2 separate regions of the Homo sapiens genome follow, and region 1 is linked to region 2. Evidence: read pairs that join two places in POLR2A ChIA-PET (ENCODE). Cell type or tissue: IMR-90. All regions are shown on one strand. Each heading gives the region's core, and the rest is flanking DNA. Links, peaks and the distances in the headings are about the cores only.

The links. ChIA-PET counts read pairs that join two places held together with the same protein. Peaks named below come from ENCODE experiments on the same cell type or tissue, not always from the same donor. Only the 100,000 strongest peaks of a DNase experiment are listed, where the experiment ranks them.
Region 1: POLR2A ChIA-PET joins it to region 2 with 13 read pairs; 3 of 35 experiments call an interaction of 5 or more read pairs at or near these places.

What each region holds. Positions count from the first base shown.
Region 1 is chr2:202,002,157-202,004,656 of GRCh38, reverse strand. No RefSeq gene overlaps it. Among named protein-coding and RNA genes, the nearest start is that of FZD7, 30 kb to the left of the region's middle. In IMR-90, for the core only: no CTCF peak of the experiment used is centred there; a DNase peak (open chromatin) is centred at 1,386; H3K27ac peaks cover 189 bases.
Region 2 is chr2:201,764,807-201,773,207 of GRCh38, reverse strand. It overlaps ALS2 (alsin Rho guanine nucleotide exchange factor ALS2), which reads left to right. Exons shown (of 34, transcript NM_020919.4): 2 at 4,263-4,342; 3 at 5,825-5,979. The coding sequence starts at 4,323. Among named protein-coding and RNA genes, the nearest start is that of ALS2, 12 kb to the left of the region's middle. In IMR-90, for the core only: no CTCF peak of the experiment used is centred there; a DNase peak (open chromatin) is centred at 4,097.

The sequences.
Region 1 (2,500 bases), core at 1-2,500, 230 kb before region 2:
CTGGAATGCAGTGGCCCGATCTTGGCTCACTGCAACCTTCACCTCCCAGGTTCAAGCGATTCTCCTGCCTCAGCCTCCTGAGTAGCTGGGATTACAGGGATGCGCCACCATGCCTGGCTAATTTTTATATTTTTAGTAGAGACGGGGTTTCACCATGTTGGTCAGGCTGGTCTCAAACTCTGACCTCGTAATCTGCCCGCCTCGGCCTCCCAAAGTGCGGGGATTACAGGCGTGAGCCACCACACCCGGCCTCTGTTTTTTTAGTTTTTAAGGCAGGGTCTCGCTCTGTCACCCAAGCTAGAGTGCAGTGGCGTGATCTTGACTCACTGCAGCCTTGACCTCCCAGGTTCAAGCGATCCACCCACCTCAGCCTCCTGAGTAGCTGGGACTATAGGTGTGTGCCACCACGCCCAGCTAATTTTTGCATTTTTTTTGTAGAGACTGGGTTTCACCATGTTGCCCAAGCTGGTCTCAAATTTCTGAGCTTATGCAATCCACCTGCCTCGGCCTCCCAAAGTGCTGGGATTACCCATGGGCACCACAACACGTTCAGCTACACTTGTTTTTTGTTTTTTTTCAAGATGGAGTTTTGCTCTTGTTGTCCAGGCTGGGGTGCAATGGCGGGATCTCGGCTAACTGCAACCTCTGCCTCCCTGGTTCAAGCGATTCTTCTGCCTCAGCCTCCTGAGTAGGTGGGATTACAGGCATGTGCCACCACGCCCGGCTAATTTTTGTATTTTTTTTTTAGTATAGATGGGGTTTCTCCATGTTGGTCAGGCTGGTCTCAAACTCCTGACCTCAGGCAATTTGGCTGCCTCGGCCTCCCAAAGTGCTGGGATTACAGGCGTGAGCCACCGCGCCCAGCCTATGCTTATTTTTAAGTCACTAGCTTGTTCTTTAAAAAGCCACCATTACCATCAACAAAAACAACAAAATTTCCAATTGTATCAATAATTAGTTCTAAAAAGAGAAATCTAAATAAAAATTTGTCTCATCTCACCCTTTAAATTTATATCATTTGACATACTCACAGTTCCTAATAAGTAAATATGAGTTAAACTATTAGGCTAGAAAAGGACATGTCAATTAGCTGGGCATGGTGCCACGTGGCTGTAGTCCCAGCAACTTGGGAGGCTGAGGCAGGAGAATTGCTTGAACCTGGGAGGTGGAGGTTGCAGTGAGCCAAGATCCGGCCACTACACTCCAGCCTGGGCGACAGTGTGAGACTGTCTCAAAACAAAAAAGAGAAAAGGACACGTCAAGAGTGGCCCACTCTACAAAAAACGTGGCTTATTCTCAAGTCAGATATGTGTATGTATATGTATGTTTGTGTGGATAATCTTGTTTTCAGATCTCCAAAATGTCCACTAAGTGGTCAGGAATTTTCCCCTGTATACAGCACAGAGCCTGTATACAGCAGATGTACTTTACTGGATACATTGTACTGAGCATCTACCATGAGTGGTAGCACAAATAAAACTTTCAAGATTAACCATGGAAAATCCCTTCAGGGGCCTTTTTTTTTTTTTTTTTTTTTTTTTTTTTTTTTTTTTTTTGAGACAGAGTTTCACTTTCGCCCAAGCTGGAGTGTAGTGGCAAGATCTCAGCTCACTGCAACAACCTTCGCCTCCATGTTCAAGCGATTCCCATGCCTCAGACTTCCAAGTAGCTGGAATTATAGGTACCCGCTGCCACATCTGGCTAATTTTTGTATTTTTTTTTAGTAGAGACAGAGTTTCAGCATGTTGGCCAGGCTGGTCTTGAACTCCTGACCTCAGGCGATCCGTCTGCCTCGGCCTCCCAAAGTGCTGGGATTACAGGTGTGAGCCACTATGCCTAACCCCTTCAACGGCTTATAAAGTATAGTAACATCCTTCACCAAGTTCAACACAGCTAGGTTTTTCTCCAACAATGGATCAGATTGCTATTTTGTTTTAGTTGGGAACCAGATGAATCAGTCGGCACTTATTTACAGGCCAGATGTACCCTAAACACTTATTTTTCAGACTCTAGCGTCTCATTCAGCCTCACCTCTGAGAGGTACGAAGAAAGTAAAACTAGCCAAGCTGACAGTGGGTCCGTGTCCCTCCTCTGGCCGGCTCTGGGACCTCAGTCACCGAGTGGATAGGTGATTACAACAGCCACTATTGAAATAGTTATTTTTTTCTTTCTCTTTCTGTTTGGGGGGCAATAAGGGCCAAGGGCACACAGTTGAATTTGTATCATGTATATTATGACTCTGCAGTAAACATTTATTGAATTAATAAATGTTTGAGATTATTTTATTTTGTTCAGTTGCTCTATTGACTTTTGTGTGAATGTTAGCTATTTTTCCCCACTGAAAAAATAACAATGGCTTGAATGTCTTTAAGTAATGGCAAAGCATGTGGAAAAGGCTAAAAATCACTTTTAAAAGGAGGAAAAAAAAGTCTAGACTACTTGAAGTCCTGATCATAAATATTCTGAATTTCCTAGGGGCACAATATATAGCAATACTGGC
Region 2 (8,401 bases), core at 2,868-5,367:
GTTTAAAACTTTTGAAACAAATGTAAATCGTCATTGAAATAAATCATTGGCCCTTCGCATTGGCTCACGCCTGTAATCCCAGCACTTTGGGAGTCCAAGGTGGGCAGGTCACAAGGTCAGGATTTCAAGACCAGTCTGGGCAACATAGTGAAACCCTGTCTCTACTAAAAATACAAAAATTAGCCAGGTGTGGTGGTGTGCACCTGTAATCCCAGCTACTCGGGAGGCTGAGGCAGGAGAATCATGTGAACCCAGGAGGTGGAGGTTGCAGTGAGCTGAGATCATGCCATTGCACTCTAGCCCAGGCGACAGTGCAAGACTCCATCTCAAAAATGAAAAAAAAAAAAAAAAAAAAAATCATGAAAGCATCCATAGACTGTCCCACTGGAAGCAATGCAACTCCCCAGTGTACTCTCCAAAATGAAGTAAATGTTCAAAGTACATAAAAGAAACCAAGTTAAGTATAAAATAGTTAAAAGTTTTGAGACTTCTACTAAAAAACGATAGTTGTTTTTGAATATAGATTCCTGGTCCTTTATTCAAAACCCTTGGGGCAAGGTGCATTTTGGAATTCAGATTTATGTTTTGTTCTTTAGAGTAAGATGCATAAACTATATATTATATAACACTTCCTGTGGGATCTGTGGTGCTGCCCTATTCATACTGATATTTCTACAACACGATGTATGAATATTCACACTAAAGGGATAAAAGTGATAAATAACCTCATATCAGTTCAGGTCAGATTTTGCTGTCAGATGAGTTCAGGTCAGATTAGATTTTGCCACCAAAAGTGTTATTGAAAAAACTTTTAATTTTCAGAGCTATAGATTTCTGGTTAAGGTATTGTAGACCTGTAAGATGGTTGTAGCTCATCTTTCTAACAGTTGGGACATCTAGACTAGATTGTTGTTGTTGTTGTTGTTGTTAAGGGCACTTCCAGATCATGGTATTAAAATGATATCCTTGGCTCGTACAGGACAACTTATTTCTCTGTTAGATGTAACAGAAGGATGTGTATCCAGTGGAGTCTAAAAGTGGCATCAGTTTATTAAGAAGCAAGGTTTGCTCTTTGTTTAAAGGGCCCCCTGGGGTTTTGTTACTTTACATATCACTGTGAAGGAGATAATAATTTGAAGGATAGAGTGGTATGCTTTAAAGTGAATCTAGCTGTGTCCTGCGGTTCAGAAGACTGAAGTCTGGTTTGCTCATTTTACGGAGATGCCATTTATCTGTGGAGAGGCCATGCAAGGTAAGAGAGGGTCCCACAGTAAATGCTGTTTATGCAACATCACATGGCTTCTTTATCAGAGCTGGTTAACAGGTCTATGCAGGAAAGTTACTGTAACAGAAGAAAAGCAGCAGAGTACAAGGATCTTGCCCTCTTAAGGAATGATAAAGACCTTAAAGCTTCTCTGGAAGAAATATCCCCAGAGGAAGTTTTATGATTAGGCAATTTTATAAAAACTTAAAATGTTAAAGCAATGAAATAACATACAGAAATTTGAATGCTATTTGACTGGTTGAGGTGAGTCTTAATAGATTTCCTGGAGAGACAATCATAAAAATATTAGAAAGACAAAAGTTTTTCATTTACTTTCTTTTCCTGGATGGATACGTAATTGAGAAAGAATGTTAGATTAAATAGAGTTGGTAAATACCACCCTTACTTAAGTATATGAGGATAAAACTTTAATAACATAAGATCCCCACATTTAGTTGCAATATTCCTTTTTAGTTATGTTTCCTCAGCAATCAGTTTTCTTCATTGCCCTATTGGAGTTTCAGGCAGACGTATCTTGTTGGAAGATGTCAAACATATTAAACACCATTAAAACAAAATGAGATAGGGGCCGGGCGCGGTGGCTCAAGGTGGCTCATACCTGTAATCCCAGCACTTTGGGAGGCCGAGGCAGGTGGATCACCTGAGGTCAGGAGTTCGAGACCAGCCTGGCCAACATGGTGAAACCCCGTCTCTACTAAAAATACAAAAATTAGCTAGGCGTAATGGCGGGTGCCTGTAATCCCAGCTACTCGGGAGGCTGAGGCAGGAGAATTGCTTGAACCTGGGAGGCGGAGGTTGCAATGAACCGAGAGCGTGCCATTGCACTCCAGCCTGGGTGACAAGAGCAAAACTCCGTCTCAAAAAAAAAAAAAAAAAAAAATCTGTAAATACTGATGTAAAAAGATGTCTGTGAAATAATATATTAGTTTTCTACTGCAGCTGCAACAAATTGTTATGAACTTAGTGGCTTAAAATAACACAAATAAATATATTATCTTCAAGTTCTGTGGGCTGAAAGTCTGTCACAGGTCTTGTAGACTAAAGTCAAGGTGTCGGCATGGCTGCTTTTTTCTGGACGCTCTAGGAAAGAATTCTTTTCCTTGCCTTTTCAGCTGCTACCTGTCACCTGCATTCCTTGGCTCATGGCTGCCTTCTTCCATGTTCAGTCAGCAGTGTAGCGTCATCTCTGACCCTGCCTCCATCATCATGTCTCTTTGATTCTCCTCCTGCCTCCCTCTTCCACTTTTAAGGATGTTTATGATTACATTGGGTGCACCTGGATAACCAGGATAATCTTTCTATCTTAAGGAGAGTTGGTTAGTATCACACAACCTAACATAGTCACAAGTTCTGGGCATTAGGACCTTGATGCCTTTGGAGACCGTTATTTGGCCTGCCCTATAGTAAGTAAGAAAAGAAAGTTGTAAAAACAGTTTGTAGAGTTTTAATTCCATTTAGGTTAAAAAAAAAAATGAGTGGTGGTGATAAATAATATTGAGTAAGGTGTAACCAACTTTAAGAAAACTGTGCTCAAAAATCTGGCACTAAGAGAGAATAAAGGTTGACTTTATTCATTTTATCAAAAGATTCTCAACATTTTTGATTGTTAGTAGGACAAAATTCCGTTTACATATAGTGTGTCAGTTGTGTGAAGTAAGGTGTGCTTGTGTGCTTCCACATCCTCGTAGAATAATTCTCTGGCTTCCGCTACCTATTGTTGAAATTTAATCAAGGGCGTAGTAACTCCATGATCTCTGATAGATAAGCACAGATTAGATCTGGTGGCAGAATTTCTCTGTACACCATGAACTGTGCATTTTACAAAAGGCTAATTACTATCATGGACAAAGCATAGTAGCACTTAATTGTATTTATTAAATGAATATCATTTATTAAATTTATTCAGATATATCTCTTGTTAACATAGTACCCATTTTCCAACTTTGAATGATTCATAATCTTTCTAAAATAAGCATTAGGTGGAAAGTAATTTTCTTCAGATGTACAGATGGGAAATGGTAAGAATTCACAGGCAACCTGGAGGAAACAGATGGACCCCAGATCACTCCTGCCAGTATGAGCTGTTTCCAGAACACAGTGACCATTCCATATCCTTTTGCAGAAAAACCACAAATTTGGCCCCAATATTTTTATGGTTTACACAAATAAGACCTAACTGCTTTTGTTTTCTTGTGTTTTGGTACCCTTACAAATGTGGATTTCTGAGTTGAAATGCACTCAGCATTTCTGTTTATTTTTCTATCTCTTATTTTATTAAATACTGAGTTTCTAAACTGATGGGCCATGATATTTGTAACTATAATTTTCATACAGCTATTTTCTATTAAAGGTGGATTTTAAAACAGCTGATTTAAAATTCAGACTTCTTTCTTTCAACCGTTTGGGTTATGAGGCATGTTGGTCTGAATCGAAGGTGATTTGGGGAAAATGTTCCTTCTTCCAATAAGTGGAAAACTTCCTATTTTAATGACATAATTTTTGTGCATTACTGAAAAGTATAAATTAAAACTACTTGAATCAGATACATTACTGAAGAGATTTTAGAAAATCTGAGTTAATTGGTATTTAAGTCTTCATGCATTCCAGACAGAGCGTTTAAAAAGTACCCTTAATGTGTGTGTACTTTTTGTACTTAACACATTGATTTTTCAGATTGAACTTTTTTCTTTATAATAAAAAACAAAATCTATTGCCTGGAAGAGTACAGCTTAATTGTGGGTAGTCTTTTCTTCCTTTGACATTACATTTGACAGTCAATGGGCATTTTTATAAGCTTAGTGGGCAGGCTCAGCCTATGTTTGACTTTGGCAGGCAAGATATGAAATAGTTTAAATAGTTTTACTGCATATTTATTTCCTAGTGAATGTGCACTTGTTAGAGGGCTGCTTTTTTTTTTTTTAATGTCTGAGGGGTAAAATATTCTTTTACTGCTCTTTTCCTTACTTGTACTGTTTAGGTCTTGATAGACTTTCTGTAAAGAAGGAATGATTTGGTGATGGAGTGTTCCCACTGACCGATGGACTCAAAGAAGAGAAGGTAAAATCATTTCTTCCTTTTCTCTTATCCTCCTAGGAAAACATAGCAAACAGCTTCACATATGTGTAGCTTCTCTTCAGTTTAATTTTCTTGTTGATGGTTGTTAAGTGGGAATAGTGACATTTGTAGTTAGTTCGTTGGTAAAGATAAAATTTTAAAAAGGCTTGTTAGTTGTAAGCTTTGTAAGAAGCACTAAATGTCTTCATTTCATCATTTTAAAGTGCTTGTAGCCATTTTTCCCTCACAAATAATTTCAGGTTTTCAGAAGTAGCCTTGCTAATCTTAATCATCTTCCATCCTTAAAGAACTAGTTATGGAAGATATTTAAAAGGAAGGTTAAATGTATACTGTTCCTCCTATAGAACCATGGTTATGTCCAGTTATAATTTAAGGGAATATTATTTAGCAAATATAGATAAATGCTTAGCTATTCAAAAGAGTTTCTGTGCCTCATTAAAATTTTGGCATCAGCGTTCTAGAAAAAAGAAAATGAAAAAATGTATTACCAATGGTGGCACATATCTTAATGTGCCCTTTTCTTAGAAGAAGGCAGTTAGGATATGGTCATTACTGTGCAGCTATGTGTTTTGTATTCTTTAAACCGAAATCATCAGATGTGTAGAATTCTTTAGCTAGAACTTGAGCAAAGCATTAAGGATTTTACTGATATCTATTATAAACTTGATTCCTAAAAATTTAAATAGCAGTTCTACACTTAAACTCAACATAAAGTGAAATATGAATTCCTGTTTCTCATATTGTTCTCATCAAGTACTTTTTACTTACTATAAAATTTTATGATAAGACTTCAACTTGGGCATGTTGTAGCTTTGATATCTCAACAAGGAGTGAATATATTGAGAAGTTAGAATCTTGGAATTTTATGCTACCAAATGCTAAAACTTCTAAAAATAGCCCAAGTTTTGTTTGCTTCTTAGATGGAGAAAAGTAATTTGTGGGTTTAGAGTGTCCTTCAGTCTTTTTTTTTTTTTTTTTTTTAGACAGAGTCTTGCTCTGTCGCCCAGGCTGGAGTGCAGTGGCAAGATCTTGGCTCACTGCAACCTCCGCCTCCCGGGTTCAAGCGCTTCTCCTGCCTCAGCCTCCTGAGTAGCTGGGACTACAGGTTCACGCCACCATGCCCGGCTGATTTTTTTTTTTTTGTATTTTTAGTAGAAACAGGGTTTCACCGTATTAGCCAGGCTGGTCTCGAGCTCCTACCTTGTGATCTGCCTGCCTCGGCCTCCCAAAGGGCTGGGATTACAGGTGTGAGCCACCACGCCCCACATCCTTCAGTCTTTTATATAAATAGTTGTTTTACCTTGGCTTCTGTGAGCATAACCAAAGCATAAAATAGGTGCTAATTCAGCTATCTGACCTAGTCATCCATGTGCTGGTAAAAGGTACAATCATGAAAAGTATTAAGAACAAAGGATACTGTTCTGAATTGTAGAAACAATTAAGCTATGTTTCTTGATGTTTTAGCTCAACAGAGGCAGAAGGATCCAAGGAAAGAGGCCTGGTCCATATCTGGCAGGCAGGATCCTTTCCCATAACACCAGAGAGATTGCCAGGCTGGGGAGGAAAGACTGTTTTGCAGGCAGCCCTCGGAGTGAAACATGGAGTTCTTCTGACTGAAGGTAATGAAAAGAATGGCGTAACAAATACGAACTGCAATGCTAACAAATGCCTGAGTGTGGAAGGTCAGGTATGGGAGTCATTGGATACTAGGGGTTCTTTTTCTTTTTCTTTCTTTTTTTTTTAAATTTTATTATTATTATGCTTTAAGTTTTAGGGTACATGTGCACAACGTGTAGGTTTGTTACTTATGTATACATGTGCCATGTTGGTATGCTGCACCCATTAACTCATCATTTAGCATTAGGTATATCTCCTAATGCTATCCCTCCCCGCTCCCTCCACCCCACAACAGGCCCCAGTGTGTGATGTTCCCCTTACTGTGTCCATGTGTTCTCGTTTTTCAATTCCCACCTATGAGTGAGAACATGCGGTGTTTGTTTTTTTCTCCTTGCGATAGTTTGCTGAGAACGATGGTTTCCAGTTTCATCCATGTCCCTACAAAGGACATGAACTCATCATTTTTTATGGCTGCATAGTATTCCATGGTGTATATGTGCCACATTTTCTTAATCCAGTCTATCCTTGTTGGACATGTAGGTTGGTTCCAAGTCTTTGCTTTTTTTTATTTTATTTTTTTTGAAACTGAGTTTTGCTCTTGTCGCCCAGGCTGGAATGCAATGGTGCAATCTCAGCTCACCACAACCTCTGCCTCCCAGGTTCAAGCAATTTTCCTGCCTCAGCCTCCCGAGTAGCTGGGATTACAGGTGCTCACCACCATGCCCAGCTAATTTTTTTGGTATTTTTAGTAGAGATGGGGTTTCACCATGTTGGCCAGGCTGGTCTTGAACTCCTGACCTCAGGTGATCCACCCGCCTCGACCTCCCAAAGTTCTGGGATTACAGGGATGAGCCACCACGCCCAGCCTAGGGGTTCTTAATGAACTATTTCTGTTTTCAAGATATATTCTTACTCCCTTATCAGGAATCAGATTAGTTCTTAAATTTAAAATATACTATTAACTAGAATAAAAGGGAGAGTTATAGTTTTAAAATTTTATGGTAATAAATACATGAAAAATTAACTTTTTAAAAGGTTACCTATTCAGAGACTCTTGCTATAACTTTTGTTCATTAAGTCTATCAGAATACTAATGCTAATAATAGCTAATGTTTGTTAAGCAGTTGTATGCCAGACACTATACTAAGCCCCATGTGTTAGTAGATAACAAGTTAGTGAGATAACAAGTTCCATGTGTTATCTCACTGAATCTGCACTGCTACCTTATGAGGTAGCTTCTATTATTATTCACAGACAAGGAAACTGAAAGTCAGGGAGATTAAATTTTCCCAAGCACACACAGCTATTGAAGTGTCAGAGTCAGGACTGGAACTCAGTCTGATTTCAAAGCCTGCTTTTAAAGCCACTTGGCTGAACTTTCTCAATATAATTTTTTTTTTCAGGCATGAATAGCAATTCACAATGCATATTATAAAATCTATGAGTCTATTACCGAAACGTGTGCTGTAATTTATAGAGGTACCTTTAATCTTAATGGCACTTTATCAACTCAATCATGACAAATTTGACTTGGGCACCAATTGCCATCTACTTCACTAATTTATAAATTTCTGCTCTGTAAGTATTTATTAAGGTATTAAATAATGCTTTGGTATTTTCTTTCTAGGAACTAAAGGAAGACAAATTCTAGGAAACAAGGATTAAATCTGGTCCTGGTGGTTGTATGGGATAAACATGGATTTCTTTCTAGTTTGTCTTATATCAGTTTTATTATAATATTATTCTTCAGGACTTTAAAAACAATCTTACTTTAAAAGTGTGAACTATATTCAATACCTGTCCTATGAGATTTAAAATATATAGTTCTCAAGCAAATATAAGTGGAATTCTGTTGTTGTTTTCAATAAGATATTTGGAATATTTTCATTAAGCTAATGAAACTGGCTGGGCACAATTGCCTATGCCTGTAATCCCAGCACTTTGGGAGGCCAAGGCAGAAGGATCCCTTGAGCCTAGGGGTTCAAGATCAGCCTGGGCAACATAAGGAGACCATGTTTCCTGGGCAACATAGGGAGACCATGTTTCTACAAGAAATATTTTAAAAATTAGCCAGGCATGGAGGCCTGCGCCTGTAGTCCCAGCTACTTCAGAGGCTGAGGCAGGAGGATAGCTTGAGTCTGGGAGACCAAAGCTGCGTGCAGTGAGCTGTGATTATGCCACTGCACTCTAGCCTAGCTGACAAAGTAAGATCCTGTCTCAAAAAAAAAAAAAAGTTATTCGACTATAAACATGGTATCTTTAGAATCATACCTTCAAGGCTAGGACAACTGAAGGAAAACTTTTCAAAAATATTTAAATAGCCTATCGTTATTCATGTTTAAGCAGTGTCCTGGTATTAAGTGTCACAGTTACCAAAAGAAAACGTCGTCTAACACAAGTGTATGTTTGAAATTGCATACGGAC